3 separate regions of the Mus musculus genome follow, and regions 2 and 3 are each linked to region 1. A link is a loop called in an ENCODE intact Hi-C map of the cell type or tissue named here. Cell type or tissue: left cerebral cortex. All regions are shown on one strand.

Region 1 (8,000 bases):
ACATGCCCCCTCAAATCCCCTTTCCAGTTCTAGGGAACTCCTAGCTTACTTCCTGACTCTCTCTATCTCCTCTGTCATAGCAACAGAAGCATATAGCACCTGATTTTTCTGTCTGGCTTCCTTCACCTAGAATGGCATCTCCAAGTTTGATCTTTATCGTAGCATACTGCCTTGCCTCACTTCTTTTTATCACCAAGTAATATTCCACTTTATGGATGTAACACATTGTATACATCTATTCACAGATGTTACGGGGTCGGGCACTGCCATCTTGCCCCCATCTCTGTGTCAATTCTTGTCCCTCATCTGCGACCACAGGTTGATATGTAGTTATGAAGCTTCACTAATCACCAGGTGGTCATGCTATTGGGTTTGTTTGTTTGTTTGTTTTTTAATTTGTGTTTTCAGTTCCCTGAGGTATAAATTGTTCTGCAGTCTGGTCCAATTAAATTGAAACAGGAGAAGTTTTTGAAGCCAGGCAGAGGGCCCTTAATACTTCTCTTTCCCTGGTTTTCTGAAAGTGGGATACCATTTGACTTTTTGCCTGAATGAAGTACACTAGCTTCTCCTTAGCTGTTTAGCACCCAAATCGTTTTCTTTATCCCCTCCCACCCAAACCTCCACTTTAACACAGACTCTCCCTATGTACCCAGGCTGGCTAAAGATTTCAATATCTTCTTGCCTCTGTCTCTGGAGTGCTAGGATTAAAGGTATGACTCTGTCTGACTTTCTATTGGTTTTGATAATATCCTTGTTCTCAACTTTTGTTTCAAATGAAGTTAGCCCCCACCCCCACCCCAAGGAGAGCTTTAGAACTTTAGATTCTTTTTTTTTTTTTTAAAAAGAAAGAAAATTTTATTTATTTTTTTTCTTTCCATTTTTTATTAGGTATTTAGCTCATTTACATTTCCAATGCTATACCAAAAGTCCCCCATACCCACCCACCCCCACTCCCCTACCTGCCCACTCCCCCTTTTTGGCCCTGGCGTTCCCCTGTTCTGGGGCATATAAAGTTTGCGTGTCCAATGGGCCTCTCTTTCCAGTGATGGCCGACTAGGCCATCTTTTGATATATATGCAGCTAGAGTCAAGAGCTCCGGGATTCTTAATGACTGACTCTTCACTTAGACAAAAGCTTCGAGTGATCCTTGTTAGCAGTGGACTGTGGCACGGGCCTTGTCTTCTCTGTTTATCTTTCTAAGCATGGAGCCTGTACCCTGGAAGTGCACAGTACCCCCACTGCTCTTGATCTACCCAAACTGAGGTGGACTCTACCCCGTGACTGAGAGCTGGGTGGATGGAGGAAGCTCCTGATTTGTTAGCTGTTTTCTCTGGGAACTTGACCTCCACAACTTCAAGGAGATAGAGAAGACTGGTCTATCCCTTCTGATGAGATACTATATCTGTGGACTGGGAGCTCAGGAAAGAAGGTGCTCAGTGTCCTAGTTGTGCTTGGACCAAGACTGTCTGTGGAGAGGATTCTGATGCAAAGGCAGGTGGGAGCCACCATCAACCACCCACCACAGAGTCCTGATCACACTATTTAGAAGAGTTTTAAATAAGCATTTCTTCATCTGTTGTGCAGTCTTAGAATAGTTTGTAGAACCTTCTAATGGTTTCGGGGGGGAGGTTAATTGGAAATTGTTTGTTTGTTTGTTTGTTTGTTTGTTTTATTACCCTAGTATTGAGCAATTATACTTGTTTCTGAGAATGGAGCCCCTAGGATTCTGTCTTCAGAAGACTGTGCCATCGGAAAGCCCCTGGTCCCATCACATAGCTTGAATCTCAGTTTCTTTATCATCAATGATGATAATTGACAAGTTGGGACACGTGGCCCTGAGCTCACTCCCTCTTCTCCCTGTTTGAATCTCACTTTGAGAAATTACAGAGGTCCTGGCTGAATAAAGGTGCCTGGTCAGTAATGTGCTGAAAGAATTTCAAGACTCCAGGAAAGTATTTTAAGTAAAATGAAGAATATATTTAGATACTATAAAAATGTGATCTTCAGGCCTAAATCAGGATCCTTTAGAAGTTTGACTCATGAGAAAACACTTAAACAAAATCAGAACCCAGCATGACTCAGGATCCCTGTCCCTCCTCTCCCTCCTTTTCCTGTCTTGCCATCTCCTAATTCACCCCCCACACACACACACACCTACATTTTGCTAACACATGAGAAGTATTAAACAGAAATCAAGGAATTAAAAATTAAAATAACAGAATTCAGGAATTTCTATATAAAGATTTTTAAAGTGGGCGACTACCAGTAATCTCCCTGAGCTGTCTTTATACAACAGTCTAAGCCTTCATATGATTTTCCCTTTTTATTTATTAAAAAACCAAAACCTATTTCCAGAGTCATTCATTCATTCATTCATTCATTCACTTAATGAGCATGACTTAATACCTAAGAATCAAATGCTGCTTTTGCTAGGTGCTTGGTTACTGGATTTAAAGAGTGAGCCGATCATCTTAAGCCTTGCCAAACGAAACTATATCCTTATGTTTGCTCAGTGTTTACAGAGCTTGTTTACCTTCTCATGACATGTCCATGAAGAGACACTATATGTGAGACTTACATTTGACTTCACCTGGTAACAGCCTCCGATCTGATCATTCACAAGTCATATATATCTTAGTTTCGTCTTCACCTGCAGGTCATGTGACAGAATTGCAATCTCCTACAGTTGATCCATGCATATCTATAACTTTTTCAACATTCTAAAAAGATCAAGAGGCAACAAGAGATAAATTATAATCAAGTACAATGTAACTCACCCAGACACGCTTGCTCAATTGAGAGGGTAAAGATGCTGAGCAAAAATCCCAACCTGAAAATTCTATTTAAAAACTAAAATGTCTTCTTTTGTTTGAGGGTTGTATGCATGCTTATGCTGCCTTTGAATAAAATCCACCCACCTTTTCCTCCCCTCTGGTCCCCTCCCCCATTTCCCCTACCATTCTGCCTTCCCAAGTTCATGTGCAAGTCTTTGGTTAAACCCACTTTTTAAAGTCTGTTTAACATGCACAAGTATAAGACTATCTGCTGGGGCATGGGTCGCTCCATCCTTAAAGATAACTGACTCCTCCTGCCCAGTAGGCATCAGTTACCAAAAAGCCCTTAGCAGGTGGCAGGGCTTCATAGACCTTCCTGGATCCATGCTGGGATTTGGGTGGGCTTGATCTTACACAGGTCTTATGCACCTAGTCACAGCCACTGAGAGCTCACCCAGATCCTGTCATATCAGGGAAACAGTCTTGCTATGGGTAACCACTACCTCTGGCTCTTATATTCTTCCTGCCTCTTCTCCTGTGGGCCACAATACTTCCTTTTTATAAAGAAATCAGATACTTGGAGTGCAGTTAAAAAAAAAAAACTTACCTACTGACTATAACAAAATGATTTAAATCTGAAAATGAGAGTGCTTTCTGTAGTTCAGACTGTGAGGGTACATCATGTTGATTATCAAATGCAAACTGAACGCATATGATGTACATACAGTATTAGAAAGGCATACACCCTGCTTTCAAGAAGCAAGTCTTAGACACAAGTAATAATCATGTGGGTTAAGAAATATTTGTTATTATAGAAGGTCTAAATGTGCCACTAGAGAAAAGAGAGAGATTTGTCATCCTATTGAGGGATAGAAGAGGTTTCATAAAGGAAATGACAGAGTTGTAGGGTAGTAAGAAAACCTACCCAAGTACATTTCAGCCTTCCTTCGGAGACCAGCAAATAATTGCCCCTGGTTGAGAACTGTGAAGAGCAGGTAGAGCCAGATGAAAACCCCAAACACCACGAAGAGTCCAGAGTTCTTTTAATCCATCAGGAAACTACGGCAGTGTTTCGAAATAAGGCTGAGTTATCAGTGCTGTGTCTTAGATTATTCTGGCACTGTTTATAAATTAGATTTAAAAAAAATAATAATACCATGGATCGGAGGGCAAGAAAGGGCTCAGGGGATGAAGGCACTTGCTGTCACACCTAATTAGGTTTAATCCCTGGGACCTACATGATGAAAGCAGAGATCAGACTCATGCAGGTTGTCCCCTGACCTTCATACACACACACACACACACACACACACACACACACACACACACACACAGGGTGTGGGGGGTGGAGGGGAAGAGGAGTTTTTAGTGATTAAAAATACAGCAGGGACTTAAAAACAATTCAATGGCCATTGTTATATTGGACCAGGTGCCAGGAAACAAAGAAAGCAAAAAATCCAAAGGAGACAGCAGGTCCATAAACATAGGACAGCAGAGAGGGAGAGGGATTAGAACCCAGGGATTGGTGTCAGCAATAGAAGAAACATGCATGCTGTTTTGAGAGTACATATTTATATGCTGAGGAGATTGGCAATGGCCCTAAAATGAGAAAAGAAACCAAGACGAGACTTGAGGACCAGTGAAGGTTTTGTGTACCCAATCAATATTCACTGGGCACATACTGCGTGTTCAGGGCAGAGTCGGGTGGGTAGTGTGAGCGTTCTGTTTAATTTTTAAAGTACTTGATGTGGAAAAGACTCTGTTCCCAATCTGTGTGACTCCCAAGGCAAAGCTGGAGCCAGCGAGTGGGAGTTAGGTAGGAAGTAAACTATCTTTCTAATGAACAGAGGCTTGGCTCGGTGGTGAGAGCCCCATCACAGGCGGCATTCAAGCAGAAGATGGTAGTCTTCCTGGAACACAGGGCAAGGGTTCTTCCTAGGACTAAGGGCTAGCCTAGCCTTTCTGATAGTTCTCTTCAAGTATTGAGTCTCTCCTCTGATGAGGTAGTTCTGCAGATTCTATTATTATTCTGTGGTTTCTCTCCATTATTAAATAAATTACTCAGTCTGTCTGCCATTCAGTAAAAACTCACACACTTACATCTGTTATTCTTGAATTATTTTTGGTTAGGGCTCTTCTTCTTTATTAAAAAAAAAAAAAAACAAACTTAGCTATCCAGCTAATGTTACCTTTATAGATATTTTAGAATAGGGCGCTTAGTAGATAGAGTTATAAATACCAGAGTGGGAATGGCTTTTCTTGTGCCTAATAATGTTGTTGTTTAGGACAAATGAGGAATGAATTGTCTTGGCTTGCAGTTTATGATGCAGTTTCTATATGTTGCAGTAATTCAAAAATTAAAAAGAAAAAGAAAAAGAAAAAGAAAAAAAAATCCCCAGAGAGGTTCACTTTGAGACTGCACGGTAAAGAAAAAAGAATAATTACACTGTGAAGCTTTCAATCAGAAACGGTTCCCTCTGGTACATTTTTAAAGGGAAAAAGGCGAAGAAGGGAAGGGGAAAGGGGACCTGTGGCGAGCCTCCTTAGGAGCTGTAGTTCAAGCTTCACGTTTCCTGGTGTCTTTTGAAACGTAAAAAAAAAGAAAGAAAGAAAGAAAAAAATCCCACAACAAATAGCTCGGTAACGTGTATAACCTGGATGAAGCTTCTTCGATTCCGATTGAGGCGCTTTGGTTTGCTTGAGTCTTGCTATTTTCTGCATTTGTTTTGACTGCTCTCATCATTCAAGATTGACGCTTGGATGGGTGTGTAGGAGGGAGCAGCAGCAGCAGCGGGCTTACAGCTTGCAGACAAAAAAAAAAAAAATCTGCCTTATCTGATGGCTATTATTGAAAATGCGAGGTGTAGCCTGGGCTGGGTAATGAAGGGGAGCGAGCGAGCGAGGGGGAGCAAGGAGCGTGGAGCTGCATACTGATGAGTGTAGGAGTACTTGATAAAAAGAATTCTGGCTGCTGGCCGTGTGTTGCTCATTGTGGAGTACTCTAGCAGTCACATAGAACGCAGAGCAGCCTAGGCTGACAGCTTGATATGCCTTCTTCTCCTGCCTGGTTCTGGGGGGCTGTATGACGCACTGGTCGGTAGTAAAGATTAATATGTAAAGAAATGTGCAGCTAGGATCAAGTCCTACTCCACAGCCTGCCTGGCAAACTATGGTTTCCTTCTGACTTTGCTCTCTCGCTGAGAACGTTAATCTGTCAAGCTGGCGGGCTCCTTTGATAACAACTTCCCCAGGAGCATGATGTGGCAATGCCACCCCTCAGCCCCGGACTACCGCTATTACCCCGTGGACGGCTACTCCCTGCTAAAGCGCTTCCCTCTTCACCCTCTTACAGGACCCAGATGCCCTGTCCAAACAGTGGGACAATGGCTGGAAAGCATTGGGCTACCTCAGTACGAGAACCACCTGATGGCTAATGGATTTGACAGTGTACAGTTTATGGTAAGATGCTCTCTGTGTCCACGGAGCTGCCTTTTGTCTGTCTTTGCTTCTTATGTGTCTTTACATGGCTCAGAGGCAGCCTGGTTTGCACGGAAACGGATCAGCTTTAGATATGTAACTGCATCAGAAAAACGGGATGCCTTTAGGACAGAACTTGTTGTGTGCATACAGACACTGACTAGAAAATGGCATCTATATGCATCCATTAGACCTGTGTGTTGTATGAACTGGTGAGAGCTCTATTTATGGGCTCTGAACGAAGATTAACATTTCTAGTCTCCCTGTCATTCATTGTATGATTTTTTTTTCTTTCCTATACATTTGCGATCTTAGCATACAATTAGATTTATACCACGCTCCAGCTAAATCTGGATTCCGGAGACATGTTATTTCCGCGTGAATATCAGTATTTGTGATTAATTAGAGAGTCTGCTATGTCGATGGTCTGAAGATCATTTTCCCTGCTAATCATTCAATAGGCTGTTTAAATCCTGTGGATGACCCTTCCTGAGCTAGCTGCTTCAGCCGGTCGCTTAGCTTAGCGAAAGCACATGCTGACAGAAGAGCCATGAAGTATTTATTGTTTGTTACTTTAGGTGAAAAACAAACACTTGGGTCAATTAGCTGTCAGGGTATGTATAGAAAGGGGCTGGTGTACCAAATGCATCGGTGTACTTTCGAGTCCTGGTCTGTGTGCAGTCTAAACCGGGCGTGTGCAAACTTCTCAGTGTGCATATAGGTGAGAAGGAGGATGGGAGGCATGCAAACGACAATGTAGTTTTCTAATCATTCCTAGACCTCCCCAGACACTCATCAGCTCCCCTTGTTAAGCTCCTTCAAGCTACATCACGGTTCTCCTCACCTTCCCTTGCTTTTAAGGTCCCATCGCACATTATCACTGATCCCTAAATTTAGGGAGACCTACATGTCACAAGCATGTAGCACACAAATGACTCGTAGGTGTCCTTAATCGTTCCTCTGAGATAAAATGCTGAGGCTGGCACCTGCAGCACCTTCATAAGCCTCTGAGGGCTAGTCAGAGCTTTGACATTCCTTTTGCCAGATTGCTTTTCTCCAAAGTTGACTGAATTATTACAGCTTTGAGGGTTATTAAGATGGTTAAACTTCTACTCCTACCAAAAAATGTGTATGCCTACAAGGTTTTTAAAAATGCATAAATGTGGTCTATCATATGAGCATCAAGTAATATATGCATATAACCGTTTAGGGGTATCTTGTTGTTTTTTTTTAATTAATTAATGAGCTATGCGTTTCTTTTTCTTGTGTCCATCAGACAGTCACTGGTTATACAGTTGAGACTCTGTTGAAATAGGATGGAAGGGGAAGTTGTTGCAGCCCTAGAGAGGTTTAAGACTTACTTAGGGCAATAAACAGATGGTATTAATAATTACCAGACCTAGCAAACAAATTGAGTATTGTTTTGGCATTAGTTATATTGACTACATTTCTCTGCATAGCTACTTTTCCCCCCTGTCTCTACCTGAAACAGGGCATGTCATTCCCAAGCCCTGGTCCAAATCCATTCTGATCCGTGAAAAGTTTAGATTCACTGAGTTAATCGTCCATACTGAAGGATGATTAACTTTCAGCTTAATTTTCCTCTGAGTATTAAACACTTATGAACAAATATAATCCCCCTTTGAATGTATTTAATGAGAAGGTAATCTCTCTGGTTTTAAAGAGAATTTGAAGAAAGAGTGTGCAGAACAGTCATGTGAGAATTGTGCACCAAATACATCCAAAAAA
Region 2 (8,000 bases), 79 kb before region 1:
AGAAAGAGAAGAGAGGAGTGGGGATACCAAAATGTCTGGATTATGTAAAGCAGCGCTTTTGCGGAAAGGGCAGCCCAGCCCCTGGACTGAAAGGGGTAGGGAATGCCAGGTAGGGACCAAGGAGTGTTGGGAGAACCTGGAAACCAGGTCTGCTTTGACATGTAAAATATGCATCTTCATCTCTTGTCCAGGGGTGGAACCCAAACAGCTGATAGATATAAAAGTACTTCCAATGACTCAATAAACCTTAGCTATTAACCTCAAAGGGGAAAATTAAATGATACTCTTGGAAACAGAGAAGTGGGCTTAAAGATGATTTGAAAGTAATTAAATAAACACACAAACATATTCTCCAAATCCTTTTAAGAGACCTCATGTACACAATTTGCTTGAATATTTGCTTGGAATTTCTACTCCCAGAACCAACGTCTTCATTCAGTGAGGTTTCATTTCATGATTTTCTTGTTTCAGCCTTCATGGATTACCCTAGTTAACATGGCAGCTGTTGAAGAGAATTTTCATCCAGACCTAGGGTTTCTACCCAGCCTTTGGCCATTTAGTTCCTGTATAAAAGACACATATAGACACACACAGCTTTCATATTTACAATAAGCCTTAAACAGCACAAGAGCTGAGCAGATACCTACCCTCTATGCTATTAGAATCTACTTTTATATCAGTAACCCCCATGTTATTATTTACTATGTTTCATCTGGGCTGGTCTTAACTGGTCATTTGGGGGAAACATGGCATTTCCAATTGGCTAATCCTCAGGACAATATTTTCATGAACTTTTACCTAACTCATAATGGCTTCCCTTCCTCCTCACCTTCTCTTCTCCTTCTCCTAAATTCCACCTGTTTCTTCTGTCCAGTTATTGGCTGTAACATCTTTATTTACCAATCAGAAATAACTTGGGGGCAGGGTCACATAGCATCTCTTGAGCGTGTGTGAGGACTCCAGGTCTTAGGGACCAGCACTTAGCATTGCAATAGACATCAAGACCAAACCTCAACAGGCAACAACTATTGCTTACCCTCTGTCTACTTTAACAGATCTCTGGGACATGGAGTGCCTGAAGAGACACAGTAGAAACTGAGAAACCAGTAAGGAGACTTTCACAACCATCCAGTGGGAAACTAATGTGCGAGAATTAGGCAGAATGTAGGTGTATTTCAGAGGCAAAACCACCACAGGGAACTAGGACACAATTGGTTGTGGGGTGAGAAAGAAAAATTAGCATAAAAATGACAGGGAACCCAGAGGTAGAAATCTAGAGTTCAGGGTAGAAATCTGGCTAAAAAAATGGAAATTTTGCAATTGTTATGAATTAGGTAATAGGCAAGCCCAAGACTGCAAATGACTAGCTAGCAGAGGGAGCAATCAACAAAACAGGAAACAAGGCTTAGCATGCTGAGCCCAAGGACTCTTTGAGACAGACTTTTGGAGATAGGAGGAGGACTAAGCCAAAGAGCATGGGAAAGAACAGCCATGGGGTGTGAAGAAAGCAGATGAGTTAGGGGCTTAATGAGAGTGTCCCATCCAGGAGCACGAGAGGCTGTATTAGATGCACAGCTGGTAGGTTGAGTAGGAGGAAGATTTAGAACGGTCCATTTCGGCACTATGGGCATTTTGCCAGTGCGAGGAGGAGGGATGTGTCCGTGGAGGGACATGAATCAAAAGACTGCTTGGGAAGTAGGGGAGAAATCAGAATTAGCTGCTCGCTTGCAGAGCGGGAACATTGATTTCCATATTTTCTTACTTTAAGTTAATATTTCCTTTTCTGGATGAAAGAGGTGGAAATTGCCATTTGATTGCTTTTCATATGTTTTTTTTTCTATCTATGGAAAATTACATGATGCCCCCCAACCTGAAAATTGCTGTGCAGTATTTTGCTAAATGAATATTCCATTTTCTAGCATCTCAGAGAAAATGACACTCATAGCTTCCACCATCATGGAAAACCTAAACAAGCCCATACATTCTGCATTTTTCTTACCCTGGCTGTTATTTTTGTGATCCCTTCTTTAATTGGTCGAGGGGCATTTGAAAGATAGCAATAAAAAAAATCAATTTTCTAAGCCATGTTACATAGCTTTAAAGCACATCTAGTTCTCTCCGGATCAAATGGAAACATTAGCAGAGTTAAGTATCATTCATTGTTGCCATGACTACAGGGCCAAACCCTTATAGAAGACTTTTATTTTACATTCAGTTTTCTTGCCATAGCAACAGCAATGTTGATTTAAAATGTAACTTGCTAGATAGAATTTATCTTTAACATTTCTGTGTATTTTCCATGGTGTGTCTTGTTAATAGGACTAGACTTTAGATGACTCTCCTGCTCTTTGGAGATGAGACATCTCTCGGGATGTATGTGAGAAAAATCTAGGCTGCTCATTGCTTACAGGAATAGCAAGCTCACAGGACACATTTGCATGCATTACATTCCCAGAGCTTCAATTGAGGATATTTAAGTGACTTGCATTCAAGTCCAAGGTATGTCCTTTGAAACCTGAATTAGAATGGTTATTCATTTCAGAGTAATTAAAAATAATTTTCATCCTTTGATGTTGAGAAATTACTTTCTTTTTATTTTAAAGACAAAACTTTGTTTGTTTCATTTTTCCAGAATAATAGTGCTTCTGCTTCTCTCTCTCTCTCTCTCTCTCTCTCTCTCTCTCTCTCTCTCTCTCTCTCTCAGCATTCATAACCAGTTGGCATAGGATAAAAATAGAAAGTTTTTAAAATATGTTAAACCAAAGAGCCAATACTTTTGAAAACAACAGATTTAAGTAAAAGGGCTCTTTTCCTGTCTTCCCACAGTGCAGTGTCTTCTGTTGAGGACCATACAAGGCTGGACTGACTGCAGCATTACAAAGAAATACATTTTGGTGAGGGAGAAACAAAATCTCTTCGTTCCAAATGCAGTTCTCCACTGTAGGCCACTTACCCATCTGGCTCTCTCTAGCTGTGGGAAACACTCCTAGCACAGAGCATCCTTTGAAATGTCTAACCCCTAGGGGGACAGCCTTAGATGAGAAACTGCCCCTAGGAGCTTGGCTTATACAGGAGGAACAAAGAGGTTAGTGGTTGAGGGTACCAGAGGAAGGGCGCGTGGGAGAGCAAGAGCAGCTAGCTTCCTCTGCTGCAACAGGAGCTTCTTTCAATGCAAAATGCATGCCAAGATAGATCAGGCACTGTACCAAGAAGATACAATAATTTAGTAATACAGTCTGCCCAGGCAGCTGAGCAGCTGGAAATGAAGGAGCTTTGGGATTTGCTATAAACGGTGGGGAAATTGGCTGATAGCCTCTCTCCTATATTGAGCGAAGGGAGCAAGAGAAAAGATTATAAATGTTTGAAATCAGAGCCAAACTACATGGTCTGCTCTGGTCCAGGAGCTACCAGGAACCCAGCATCCTCTGGCTTCTGCATTAGATGCTGGTTTTTGGCAGGGTGTAGGACTGATGAACCAAAAGACAATAGAGCTGGCTGGCATGTGATTTCAGAAAAGCGGGTATTGACCTTAAATTGTTTACAGGGGAGAATGTTATCACCAACCTACCTGATGCCCTTAGTATGATCTGCTACCTATCTTGGGATGATTATTCAGTCCGACCAAATACCCCCAAGGTCATTGCTGACACCTGGAAGGTCCTGGGATGTTTTTCAAACTCCAGTGATACTCAGGAGCTCATAGACAGCATGTGATAGTGAGGCCACAGGAAGTTTTGAGTAAGCTAGAGACACAAAGTCTTGTAAATGTAGTGGGAAATCAGACTTACATCCCACAGCTGGCCCTCTGTTGATGAGCTATGTGATTCCCTGTCAGTGCCCATATCTCCTACTTCAGAAGCTTAGTAGAGGGCTTCAAAGAGATGGGATGACCTTGAACATAAAAGGCACATGATGGATGTTACTCCTTCTGTGTCCCCTTACCTTACCACCTACGGAATCTTACCCTCTGTGACCTTTGCCATAAATTCCTTTGCATGGAGTTGGAGTTTATTTAAATATTGTCACTTGCTTCTGGAAATGTTAGTTCAGTTATGAGGGAGAGGAAGGAAGAGAATGTAAATCCTAAGTAGTTGCCGCAAAGGTTCACCTAATGCCACTCTGTCCTGAGATGTAAAGGTACTCGTCACATCTGGATACAACTAGCTTGAACAAGTGAGCTCTGTGACTAGGGGGAACAGAAGGATAAGCTACAGTAGGGTTCATACAATGAATGATGTGATAATTGAAAACCATAGGTGACACTTTTCCTAATATTTGTGATAAAACCCAATATGTTTTTAAAAGCTTGTTGGAAGGTATAGACCAGATGTGTTATTATGATGGAGGTTAATTTTTTTCAATAAAAACAAGTTCATGTTAGATTTATGTTAAAAGGATACTCATATGACCATTTTGCATGATAATTTTTTAACTAAATATCATGTAGTAGTTATTTGTTATTATTTTGTTTTGGGGTTTTTTTGTTATATTGTTTTTTGTTTGGTTTAGTTTTTTTGTTTTTGTTTTTGTTTTTTTTCCAAGACAGGGTTGTTTTCGTGTAACATCCCTGGCTGTCCTACCTAGATTAGGTTGGCCTCGAACTCATGGAGCTCTGCCTGGTGCTACTTCAGGAGTACTAGGATTAAAGGCAACATACCCAGCTCAGGAGAATCATATTTTCAAAGAATTTACTTGATTTACATCTGTAGTTGAAGTAGTACCCTTCTTCATTTGTAAAATCCTTAGAATACTTTGTTAATATAAAATATCTCATATATTACAAGGTACAAATGTACATAACAAATCCATCTATTAATAAATCTACATTTTAGTAGAATACAGGTTATTCGGGGTTATAGTAAATACTTCTGGGTTCCAGTGAAGATACTTTTGAATAAATTTTTTATAGCTATTCATTTTATAATGCACGTATTTTGTTTCAAAGTACTAGCTCAGCCTAGGAACTCAAAGGGTCTTTCTGCGGTACACACATGCAAATACAATTTGCTCAGGACACTAAGACATTGCTTGCTCTCTTTTCAGAGTCACAAAATTATATGAGGTATGTCTCACCAGAAAAATTTGAAAACTCTAAGCATGTATGCATTTAAAATTATAAGAATATACAGTATAATCGTATCGTATATATGTGTTTACATGTATTTGGTAGAACTGTCAGGAAAAAAATATCCTAAGTGTTCTATAAGTAGGAGATTTCAACATCCTTTAGTCACGAAAAGATTTTAACAGGTCGGCCAAGAAACTCCATTTGATACAATGCATATAGCTTTGTATTTAACAACTGAGAACTTATAGTATGGTTTGGTTTGCCTGAGAATGTCTTACATAACCTAGGTTGGCCTAAGTTGACTTGCTTTGTAGCCAAGGATAACCCTGAACTCCTGATTCTCTTGCCTCCACCTCTTACCTGCTGGAATTAGAGCCATGCTGCACCTCGCTTGCCCTGAGAATGAAACCTATCTCATGAAACATAAAATCACAAGCATTGATTTTATTTATGCTATAAGCAGATTTTAGGATATGTCAGAGAGACTGACACTATATCTTCTAAGAACAATTCGATTAGTTAAGTAAATCATTCTTAAGTATTCTCCAATTTTTTTTTTTTAATTTTTTTCAAGACAGGGTTTCTCTGTGTTCCCCTGGCTGTCCTGGAACTCTATAGACCAGGCTGGCCTCGAACTCAGAAATTCACCCGTCTCTGCCTCCCAAGTGCTGGGATTAAAGGCATACGCCACCACGCCCGGCTCCAAATATTTTTTGATTTAAGTATATAAAACACTATATTTTAAACTGATCAAGAGTCGGGATGATAAATATCAAATATGATGATGTAGCACAAGTGGAAATTAGAAGTTTCAAATGATTATACCAGGAAAACTAAATGAGCTAAATGCCAGAAAAGAGAGCCAGAAAAGGAGGAACCCAGTGTCGAGACTTGGTCAAAAGAATGGTGCATGGTGGACGATGCCTAGGGAACTGTGAGAGAGGCTCCAGGCGAAAAGGCAGAGAGGCCTTTTACCTCAGGGGCCTTTTGTTCTCTATATTGCTCTTGGGCATGATTTCATTCTTCCTGGGTTAAACATTTACTTTTAATTCATAAGAAATGTTTATTCTCGTTGGATGTCAGATCATAGCTGTAAAACCCAATCTGATCAGTGTACCCTGAATCTGCATATGGCCTTCTGCCTTGCTTTCCTGCTTTCCCAGACATAATCTATAGTACATGGCAGGCAATTGTGTTTAAATTGCTCTGTCCTGAGAACATTCTGGGAAAGGGCTGCTCTAATGATATTTAGTATATGCTTACTGGAGTTTATTACATAGTTCTTCTGATCATATTTTTTTTAAGAACTCAAACAACCTTCCTAAAATCATTGATTTCTTCATTACATTCATGTATAAAAGTACACTAAACTGAAGTAAGACAGCTACAGCATTAGACTGGAGTCTGCCCCATTCTTTCAGGTCCTCAGATCCTAAACAAGATCTGCACAGATCAGTTGAAAAGTCTACACATAGGACCACCTGCCCAGGGATGACGGTACCACCTACATTAGGCTGTGTTCTCCCCCATCAATCAGTCATTAAGAAGGTGTATTATGACCATAACTTATAGAGGGATTTTCTCAATTGAGATTTCCTCCTTTCAGATGACTATGGCTTGTGTCAAGTTGACATAAAATTAGCCAGGACCCTCACATCTATAATCCCAGTGCTGGGGTGCTAGAGCCGAGAGGGTGGCAGAGGCAGGAAAATCAGGAGCTTAAGGCAATCCTCAGGTAGGTACATAGTGACTTCAAGGGTAGCTGAGACCCTATTTCCAAGAGACAAAGTTCAAAATGAAAGATATAAATAAGAAGTGTTAGGAATGAGAAAATATATAACTGCGTATTATTTTAAAAGGATGTACAGGGCAAGAAATGAATTGAAAAACCACACGAGTGATTCAATACTGAAGGCAATGGTCAAATTCTAGATAGTTATAAAAAAAGGCATCAAAATGTATACAAGCATCAAATAGTTCTATGATTGTAAAATTTAATAGGTAATTTAAAATCTTCCGGCAAAAAAATATACAGAGTTCAGATGATTTTAAAGGTAGAGTGAGTATAACAGAAATAATCACGTTGTAAGATAATCTACAGAGAATTGGAGAGTTCCCTCAGTTGAGTTGATTAAAACTGAAGTCATTTTAGCAAAATTGAACAGTTAGTGTAAGAAAGGTTACAAAAATCCCTATTTTAGTCATAGATATGGATGCAAAAATCCCAGAAAACCTATTAAACATGGAAGACTAGCAAGAAAACCATCACCTGCCGACTGGGTTTTCCCATCCGTGTCCTGTTATTGTTTGGCATTTAACATTTAAAAAGTGTGTAAATTTCATTCACTAGCAACTTAAAGGATAAAAATTACATAATCAATAAGTATAGATATTTGATATAACCTTACCATCTAATCATAAACAAAGTTCATAGCAACCTTGGAAGAAGAACATTAAACATCAAAATATTGGACTTCATCAGTGCTACCCATCAAATCCTTGAGCAAACATTATTTTTAAATAGAAAATGTAGAGCTGTTCTGGAGTTGAGACAGGATGTCTTTCCCTGGGTCTTCCGTCTGTCTTTCCCACTGTACACTGTGGAGCGGTGCTGGGAAGGCTGTTCCCACTCCATTTTACATGTAAACCTGTGACTTCATTTAAGTAGGAATGGGACTATACCAGTTCCTTCAGCTGAGATGTGAAGAAACATGGAGTACTTCCATTCTGGGAAGGCAGATCATGCACCCTCTCAAACAACTGTCCACACACTCATGAGAGATGAGTTTAAGGGGGAGGGGGGGATGGGCAGGGTTTTTTTAAAGATTTAAATTTACTTTTATGTATTCATGTGGGTGTGGGGCAAGGTAGGTGAGGCCAAGCCTGTAGAACCAAGAGTCAGTTTTCTCTTTCCACTATGTGGGTCCCAGGG
Region 3 (8,000 bases), 270 kb before region 1:
TCCCCCCTCTCTTCCTCCCTCTCTCTCTCCCTTCCCCCGTCCCTTCCCTCCCCTCCCTTCCTCCTTTCTCTATCTCTCTCTTTTTCCTGTGCGTTTCATCATTCTTCTGGTTCAAGTGAAGTATCTGCCATTCTTGGCAGCAGTTCAGGTGGAAGATGACTATATGACTAAATAACTACATATGGTTATTTAGTTATATAACTATAACTAACTATGGATCCACTGTTTGTTTTCCTAGATAATTTTTATTGAGGACCTACTATGTACTATGCAATGAATTTTATACATACATGTCTCACTTATCCTTATAACACTACAATAAAAGCATCATTTCATATATGAGGAAACAGATTAAATATAGCAGGATATCAGCATAGATTTGTCTAATCCAGAATTCTTTATACAGTCTCCCCTGTTCTTAGTACTTCTTCTAAAAATAACTTTCCTGAATTCTGCAAATATTCCCATTTCCCTTCTATTTTTTTCTTTTGCTCTTCTTCTGTGTCTTAGAATGACCTTCCCTGTCATTTCTTTCTGCATAAAGTTTACAGATACATCATAGAACATTTGAAAAATTATTAATATAGTAACTGTGCATATTATTGGGTAACAATATAATATTTCAATACATATAGTGCATAATGATCGAAGAGGGTAATTGACTGTCCTTTCAAACACATGCCATTTCCTTCTGTTGGGGACGTGCAGATTTCTCTGCACTAGCTTTCTGAAGGATACAATAAATGACTGTCAGCTTAGGTGATACCAGCTACACTTTGTATTGATTCATCACCTGCTCCCTTCCCTCATCCAGCAAAACCTCTGATAACCACTAACCCCACGCTACTTCTAGACGATCAACATTTTATCTTCCACATAGACGTTACACTTTGCAATATTTGTCTTTCAGATAAACTTCTACCTCTTGCTATCCTTCCCAAAATCCCCAACTGGAAGAAACCTCAATCTCACTTGTCAGGTGTTTAGCATCTAGTGTCATCCTTTGTGTCCTTGAACTGTCATTCAATACACGCCAGAGAATGGTGTAACAGATGCAAGGCCAGAAAACTGCACAGGGACTATTTTCTATTAATCAGATATTTTTCTTGTTAAATATCAAATAAATTTCCACTATTTCTAAGCTTCCCAGTGTGGAGGAGAATGACAGTTATACCAAATTACATATTATGTAGTAATTTAATCTGAATAGAGTCTCATTTCTACCTGAAATTCTAGGTATACTTGGCAGTTTCCTTAGGCAAACTTTTCCCACCTTATTTAATTTTTACTACCAACTGCAGGTAGAACATAGAAAACTGTCTTGGACATGGGCTTAATATTGCAACATCCACCAGATAACTGAATAAATAATGTATCAAGGTTCTTTTAAGATAAAATTAATTTCCCAAGGTTTTATATATAGGCTAGAGTAATTAATGGTTCTCAGCCTGTGGGCTGAGATCTCTTTGGTGGTCCTATATCAGATATCCCTCTATACTAGTTATTTACATTATAATTATAATTCATAACAGTAGCAAAATTACCATAATGAAGTAGCAGCAAAAATAACTATATGGTTGGGGGAGGTCACCATAGCATGAGGAACTATATTAAAGGTGGCAGCATTAAGAAGGTTGAGAACCGCTTCTCTAGAATACCCTATACTTGGTTGCTTTTTTTCTGGAAAGAGTAAACAGAGAATTAGAGAAGGCAGAGCATCTCTGAGTTGTTTAGAACATCCATGGGGCATAGATTTTGCTTTGCCCATCTTGTCTCACTTAGTATTCCTTAAAGAATTTTCTTAAAGGATTCACACAGAAGATAAGAGAAAGTGTGTCTACATGATAAACGATGCAAAAATCAATGCAGTATAAAATCAAAAGGGACAGCTCACAGATTCAGAAAATGAAGATTCTCACATATACTTGTGGTTTCTAAGTAGTTCAATCCATGATTACTCAGTGTTTTGTATTTTATATTAAACTATTTAAGAAGCAGTGAAGGATCTTTAGGTTTATGCTTTGTATGGAGTTATGTTTCAGTATGGAGTCACTCCTTTCAAACAATGAGTGAGGTATTGAGTAGTTTCTATGATGGTTAAATTTATGCCAACTTAACTGCCCATAGAATGCTCACACTTGGCAAAATGTTTTTCTGGTTTTGTCTGTGAGGTCGTTTGTAGATGCCCTCAACATGTGAATGGTAGACTGAACAAAGGGATTTATTTGTCTTTCCTCATGTGTGGAACTCATCCAGTCGATGGACGAAATAAACAGAGCAAACAGGCTGAACAATGGGGGCTCCCGACTGTTGGGTTGAGCGTGAGAATTTGTGTTTGCTGGATTCGAGAGTTAGGCTGAAATCTTGGCCCTATGCAGATTTGAAATATATTAGCCTTTGTAGTAGAACTTAGCCTATAGCTTTCTTGGTTTTCTGTGCTCAGGACTCAAAGTAGACCTGCATGCTGGCTCCTCTGAGTTTCTAGTTAACAACTACAGATCTTGAGACCTCTCTGGCTCTGTGATCTTCTGATCCAGTTCCTGACGGGGCACTCTTTGCATGTTTAGACATTTCTGGCTCATTTTCTCTGGAAAACCCTGACAAAACAAGGCCTCAAGAGACTATCTCTCATTTCTGGAACCAAATCTTATCTATACTAATCTGTGTTAATAAATAAAAGATATTATCTCAAATCTACTCCAAGTACTCATGACCATTTCTGCAGATATGTGATGTATAAACATTTCTACTTATTTTCGTACTTTTTCTATGGAATTTGTTTCATCTTTTACACTTTAACTATGATATTTAGTTTGATAGCAGAAAAAGAAACGTTTATTAAACTTTTATAGACCTAACTTCAGATAGGTTAGTTGTCTTTCATTTTATCTATATACATAGACTACAGAAGATAATCTTTAACACCTCTCTCTCTCTCTCTCTCTCCCTCTCTCTCTCTCTCTCTCTCTCTCTCATAAAGAACACAGTCAGCAGAAAGGTTTGCTAAACCGTCTGGCACACAGGCATGCTCTTCACAGATTTCAGCATCAGAGCTTGAATGCAAATTTAGATGCTGTTTTGAACTAATGTGTGCTGGAAGAAAGAGAATGAATTACATTTAATGCTATAGGTTTTTGCTTCAACAACCTGAGTGAAAACATAAAATGGCTGTAGGCATGAACAGTGAAAGTTAAGTGGTGCTGAGAACCAAAGCCACAGAAGATCACTACAGGCTCTAGTACTGTCACTATCAGACACAGACTTTTTTCCATGATTTATTTTTTTAAATTCACTTTACATTCTGATTGCACCCCTGTATCCTCTCAACACCCTGCCCTTACAAATCTGTCTCCCCATTGCTCCCTTCCCTTCTTCTCAGAGAAGGGGAAGCCCCTCCTTGGGTACCACCCCACTGTAAGGCATCCAGTCACAGCAGGGCTAGGTACATCCTCTAAGGCTGAGGCCCAACCAGGCAGTCCAGCTAGGGGAAGGAAATCCGATAGCAGGCCACCTTGAGTCAGAGACAGCACTGAAGACCACATCTGCTACAAATGTGCAGGGGGCCTAGGTCCAGCCCCTACATGATCTTTGGTTGGGTTCAATTTCTGTGAGCCCCCATGGGCCCAGGTTAGTCGACTCTGTAGGTCTTCGTGTGGCAGACATGGACTTTTTAAAACATGTTCTTTGTCCTGTTCATCCATCCCCAGGCATCTGTTCACTTTCCTCCATGTGAAGAAGTGATGAGTGTCTGCGATGACTCATGAGCTAATTATCCAGTCCGTGCCCATTGTCCAGGGATACTGAAATATCACTGTGTACCTTATAAATGTGTACAGTTATTACATGCCAAATTAAAATAGTTAAAAACTCTACCTAAACACATACACTAAAGCAATGTATACTTGCCACTTTCAAGTAAATAAAGACCAACCTTAAAAGATGTGGGGAGCAGAACAATATTAACAATATTAGAGATATTTAGTAATATCCCTAATATTGGATGTTTAGTAATAAATAACTACGAGACTTAGAATTTAAAAGTATAGTTGAAATTAGTAGTTTGTCAGAGCTCTAGGTACAGCTGAAGAAAGAAAAAATTATCTGGAAAATAAATATAAGAAGCTATTCTGAGTGCAATACAGAGACAGCATGAACAATAGCACATGGAAAATGAATTAGTAATACTAATAATGATAATGCTAAGCATTCTAGCTAATATAATTTCATTGGAGTCTAAAAGGCACCAGAAAAAGGGCAGAAGCAGTATTGGAAGCAATAAAGAAAGGAGAGAATGTTTGAACAGCCTTGCTCATGGCTATGGATACCAGCTATATACTCTTAGGACTTCAGGCTAGGACCTTAGTCATCTTTAATTTCTTTCTTTCTCTATACATATTCAATATATCACAGAACTATTTTTGAAATGAAAAATTATCTATTGGCAAAACTGATGTTTTAGACTACACTGGATAGATCCACAGGAAACTAGTTCCCCTGTGTGTGTGTCTCACACCCACTCTCAGCATCCCTCACTGGAATACAGGAAACTCCCATAGTTCCCCTGTATGTGTGTCTCACCCACTCTCAGCATCCCTCACTGTAATACAGGAAACTCCCATAGTTCCCCTGTGTGTGTGTCACCCACTCTCAGCATCCCTCACTGTAATACAGGAAACTCCCATAGTTCCCCTGTGTGTGTGTCTCACCTACTCTCAGCATCCCTCACTGTAATACAGGAAACTCCCATAGTTCCCCTGTGTGTGTGTCTCACCCACTCTCAGCATCCCTCACTGGAATGGAGCATTTGCAGTAAGAGATGAGCCTGCATTGCAGAGTTTACAGTTTAGTGTAGGGCTCACCTTTGGAGCTGCACATCTTTGATGTGGATGGATGTATAATGAGATGTATCCACCCACATTATGCCTACAGGATATACTTTCTCTGCTCTAAAAGTCCTCTGTGTTTTGCCTATTTGCCCATTCTTTTCACAGACCCTGGCAAGACTCTTTTATGTCTATCTTTATGATATAGCATGATGCTTGACACATAGGTGTCCCTGACCCATTTTTTTTAAGTATGGTTGAATGAATGGTAAGAATGAAAGCTGAAAGGAGAGAATCAAACAACTTGCTTTTATCCTGCTAAATAATGATTTTTTGATTTCAATGTTTATCTACTCAGAATATTGCTCCACTTATCCTGGGATGCCAGTAAGTTCACAGCATCTATTAAATTTAAGAAATGTGCTCTGGATCATACAGAGGTCCGAGGTCCCTGCACAAATATAGCAGAGGTCTTCCTGGTCAGTGGGAGAAGATGTGCTTAAACCTCAAGAGACTTGAGGCCCCAGGGAAGGGGGAGGTATGGGGGGAAGCACCCTCTCAGAGGTGATGGGGAGGGGGACTGGGATGAGGAACTATGGAAAGGGGGACTGAGAGGGGGCAGCTACTGGAATGTAAATAAATAAAAGAGAAGAGAAGAAAAGAAATGTACCCTGGAAAATTCAAGGTTTTTTGTGTGTTTTTTTTTTTTGTTTTTTGTTTTTTTTTTTTAATGAATGACCATTTTATCTAAAGGTGCCTCATTTGAATTTTTTGTCTCATTATTCCCCAGTGAGACTATAGTGTGTGTGTGTGTGTGAGAGAGAGAGAGAGAGAGAGAGAGAGACAGAGAGACAGAGAGACAGAGACAGAGAGGGAGAGACAGAGAGAGATATTGTTGTGCGTGTGCTTATACAGATGTGTGCTAGTGATATATGCTCATATGCACACATACATGCATGTTAAGACCAGAGATTCTCTTCCAGTTTCCTCCTTAATCACTTTCCTCTTTCCTTTTGAAACATGGTCTCTTACTGAACCTGAATCTCTTTTATTTGGCTAAGCTGGTTGGTGAGTGATCTGCAGGAACCCCTTTTTCCCCCCAGGGCAGGGATTACAGATGCATGCCATTACCCCAGCTGTTACACAGATGTTAGGGATCTGAGATCAATCCTCATGCAAAAGCAGCAAGCACTTTACTGACTAAACCACCTCCTAAGGCTCTGAAATATAATTTTATCTGATGGACACAGTTTTAGGGGGGATTAATATCCTTTCTTTTTATGAACAAAGTGCCTTCATAAATTATTTCTTTTTACTTGGGATTGTAAGCAATGATCATAGAACAGAGAAACATGTTTATCTATAGTAAATACAGTCTTAGTCTAAGTTGTATCAGTTTATATGTATGGGACATAAAATTATTGGGACAGAACTGAAAGCATAACAGAAGTGAACATCTTGAGGATTCACATTTGCAGTGATTTTCATTCAAAGCTATGAAAGATTGTGGTTTATTATTAAGCAGATAAACTTCCTGTTGTGCTAACCAATATTATATTATTTTCTATCCATTTCAAAGAGTTTCACATATTTCTAAACTGTTCCTTGGATATTATTTTATTTGGGTTTACATTAAAAAGGGAAATGTAGAATTCCAAGTTATTCTTTTAAAAGTTTTTATTCTCCTCTCCCCCTCCCCCCCCCCAAAGCAGAAAACAGAAGGGAAGTTCATTTAGATCCTGAAATTTCATTCATTTTAATTTTGAACATAGTGGTTTATATGATTGCCTTCTAGGGATAATAGTGTTTGTTTATGTCCTATACAAATGTCAGGTTTGATTTTTAATTAAAAGTTCTGTGATCTAGGGCTATCTGGGCAAAGTTATCTTAGGGGCTTGAGTTTGGATTTTAGGAATCAAGTAGATATGAAATTCCTACATAATAAAAATGGGCTTTCAATAGAAAGATTGGAACTTGTTGGCCAGTTTCATCATTTCAAAACTATTAATTTTCAAATAAGGAGATGGCCTTTCATATAGTGATGATGGTGGTATTAGGGGCTGTGGAGGATGATGTCATTATAATAAACTGAATATTGCTCATTCATTCAGGAATTACACTACAAGCATTAATATTCACCATCTTGAAGGAAAACAGAACAATCAGTATTTTTAAATAAAAAATACACCACTGAGCATAGTCTTAATTATGATATTATAATTGATATCAGCTTTAAGTTGAAATATCATCTCATGTTCATGAAAATAATTTCAAGTCTTGAGGGGTAAACTGACTGATTAAGTTCATGGCAGTTCTATTTTTGTTCACAGATAATGCCTCTGAGGTAGCAATTACTGCTCCAGGAACTAGTCACCATAGAAACAGCTCTACAGGCCCAACACCTGACTGCTCACCTCCATCCCCAGATACTGCCCTAAAAAATATCGTAAAAGTTATCCGACCTCAGGTAAGTAAGTACCCAGGAGGACATTGCCTGCTCTGTAACGCTTGGTTGCTTGGTTCTGAACTAATACGTGTAAAACACTGTACTTCAATGCTGGGGCTATTATGTAATATAGAATAGATTTTTTTACATTAAGAGAAAGAGATTCCAAATAGGCTGTTTGCTTCCTATGAAGTTCATAATAGACACTGCACTCTCTATTAGCTCTTGGAAAATGAACTTTTATATTATGAGAGGGATTCAATGAAGCCTGGAAAAATGGCTGTTTCACATTTTCCTCTGAGCATTTATGAGGCTGTGGTTGTTGATCTGCTACTGTGTTCTGAAGCTTTCTGTGGGCACACTGTTTGTGCTGGTTTTTCTATCCCCAACCCCAGTGAGCTGATGCAGTTGCTCTCCATTGCCCCACCCCTGTGTTGGGTACCACACTACCCAGTCTCTGTATTGTCCTCCGGGGTTCACGGTCTTGGTAATCTGCCTTTACCTTTTGTTCTTTTTCCCATTCCTGTCACTTGCCTGAATGTTTTCCCCCCTCATCCCCCTTCTCTTTCTGTCGGATTTCCCAGTAGGCGGTTTGCAGGCAAGCTTTAGAAATATCATTGGGACAAGCTGTTCTGTGATATTTCATTGAAAATAGCACTTATAAAGCTGTTTGCATTATATTTTTGCCAACAGATGGACCTAGAACATGGAATTGGTGGTGTTCTCAACCT

What was found. Hi-C counts contacts between places; a loop is a spot of excess contacts. Peaks named below come from ENCODE experiments on the same cell type or tissue, not always from the same donor. Only the 100,000 strongest peaks of a DNase experiment are listed, where the experiment ranks them.
Region 2: it touches region 1 in a loop (5-fold over the local background); 6 of 42 quality-filtered maps call a loop at or near these places.
Region 3: a loop joins it to region 1, with 3 times the contacts of the local background. A loop is called at or near these places in 3 of 42 quality-filtered maps.

Annotation. Positions count from the first base shown.
Region 1 is chr10:90,570,963-90,578,962 of GRCm38, forward strand. Anks1b (ankyrin repeat and sterile alpha motif domain containing 1B) reads left to right here. Exons shown (of 27, transcript NM_001359241.1): 15 at 6,127-6,233. Among named protein-coding and RNA genes, the nearest start is that of Apaf1, 510 kb to the right of the region's middle. In left cerebral cortex, no CTCF peak of the experiment used is centred here; DNase peaks (open chromatin) are centred at 2,055, 4,561, 5,720, 6,263 and 1 more place; H3K4me3 peaks cover 3,093 bases; H3K27ac peaks cover 3,543 bases.
Region 2 is chr10:90,492,041-90,500,040 of GRCm38, forward strand. The region is part of intron 12 of Anks1b (ankyrin repeat and sterile alpha motif domain containing 1B); the gene reads left to right. Among named protein-coding and RNA genes, the nearest start is that of Apaf1, 590 kb to the right of the region's middle. In left cerebral cortex, a CTCF peak has its summit at 3,025; DNase peaks (open chromatin) are centred at 1,191, 1,620, 2,382 and 3,138; H3K27ac peaks cover 2,850 bases.
Region 3 is chr10:90,300,416-90,308,415 of GRCm38, forward strand. It overlaps Anks1b (ankyrin repeat and sterile alpha motif domain containing 1B), which reads left to right. Exons shown (of 27, transcript NM_001359241.1): 11 at 7,154-7,290. Among named protein-coding and RNA genes, the nearest start is that of Anks1b, 430 kb to the left of the region's middle. In left cerebral cortex, no CTCF peak of the experiment used is centred here; DNase peaks (open chromatin) are centred at 3,091, 3,660, 4,746, 7,336 and 1 more place; H3K27ac peaks cover 1,571 bases.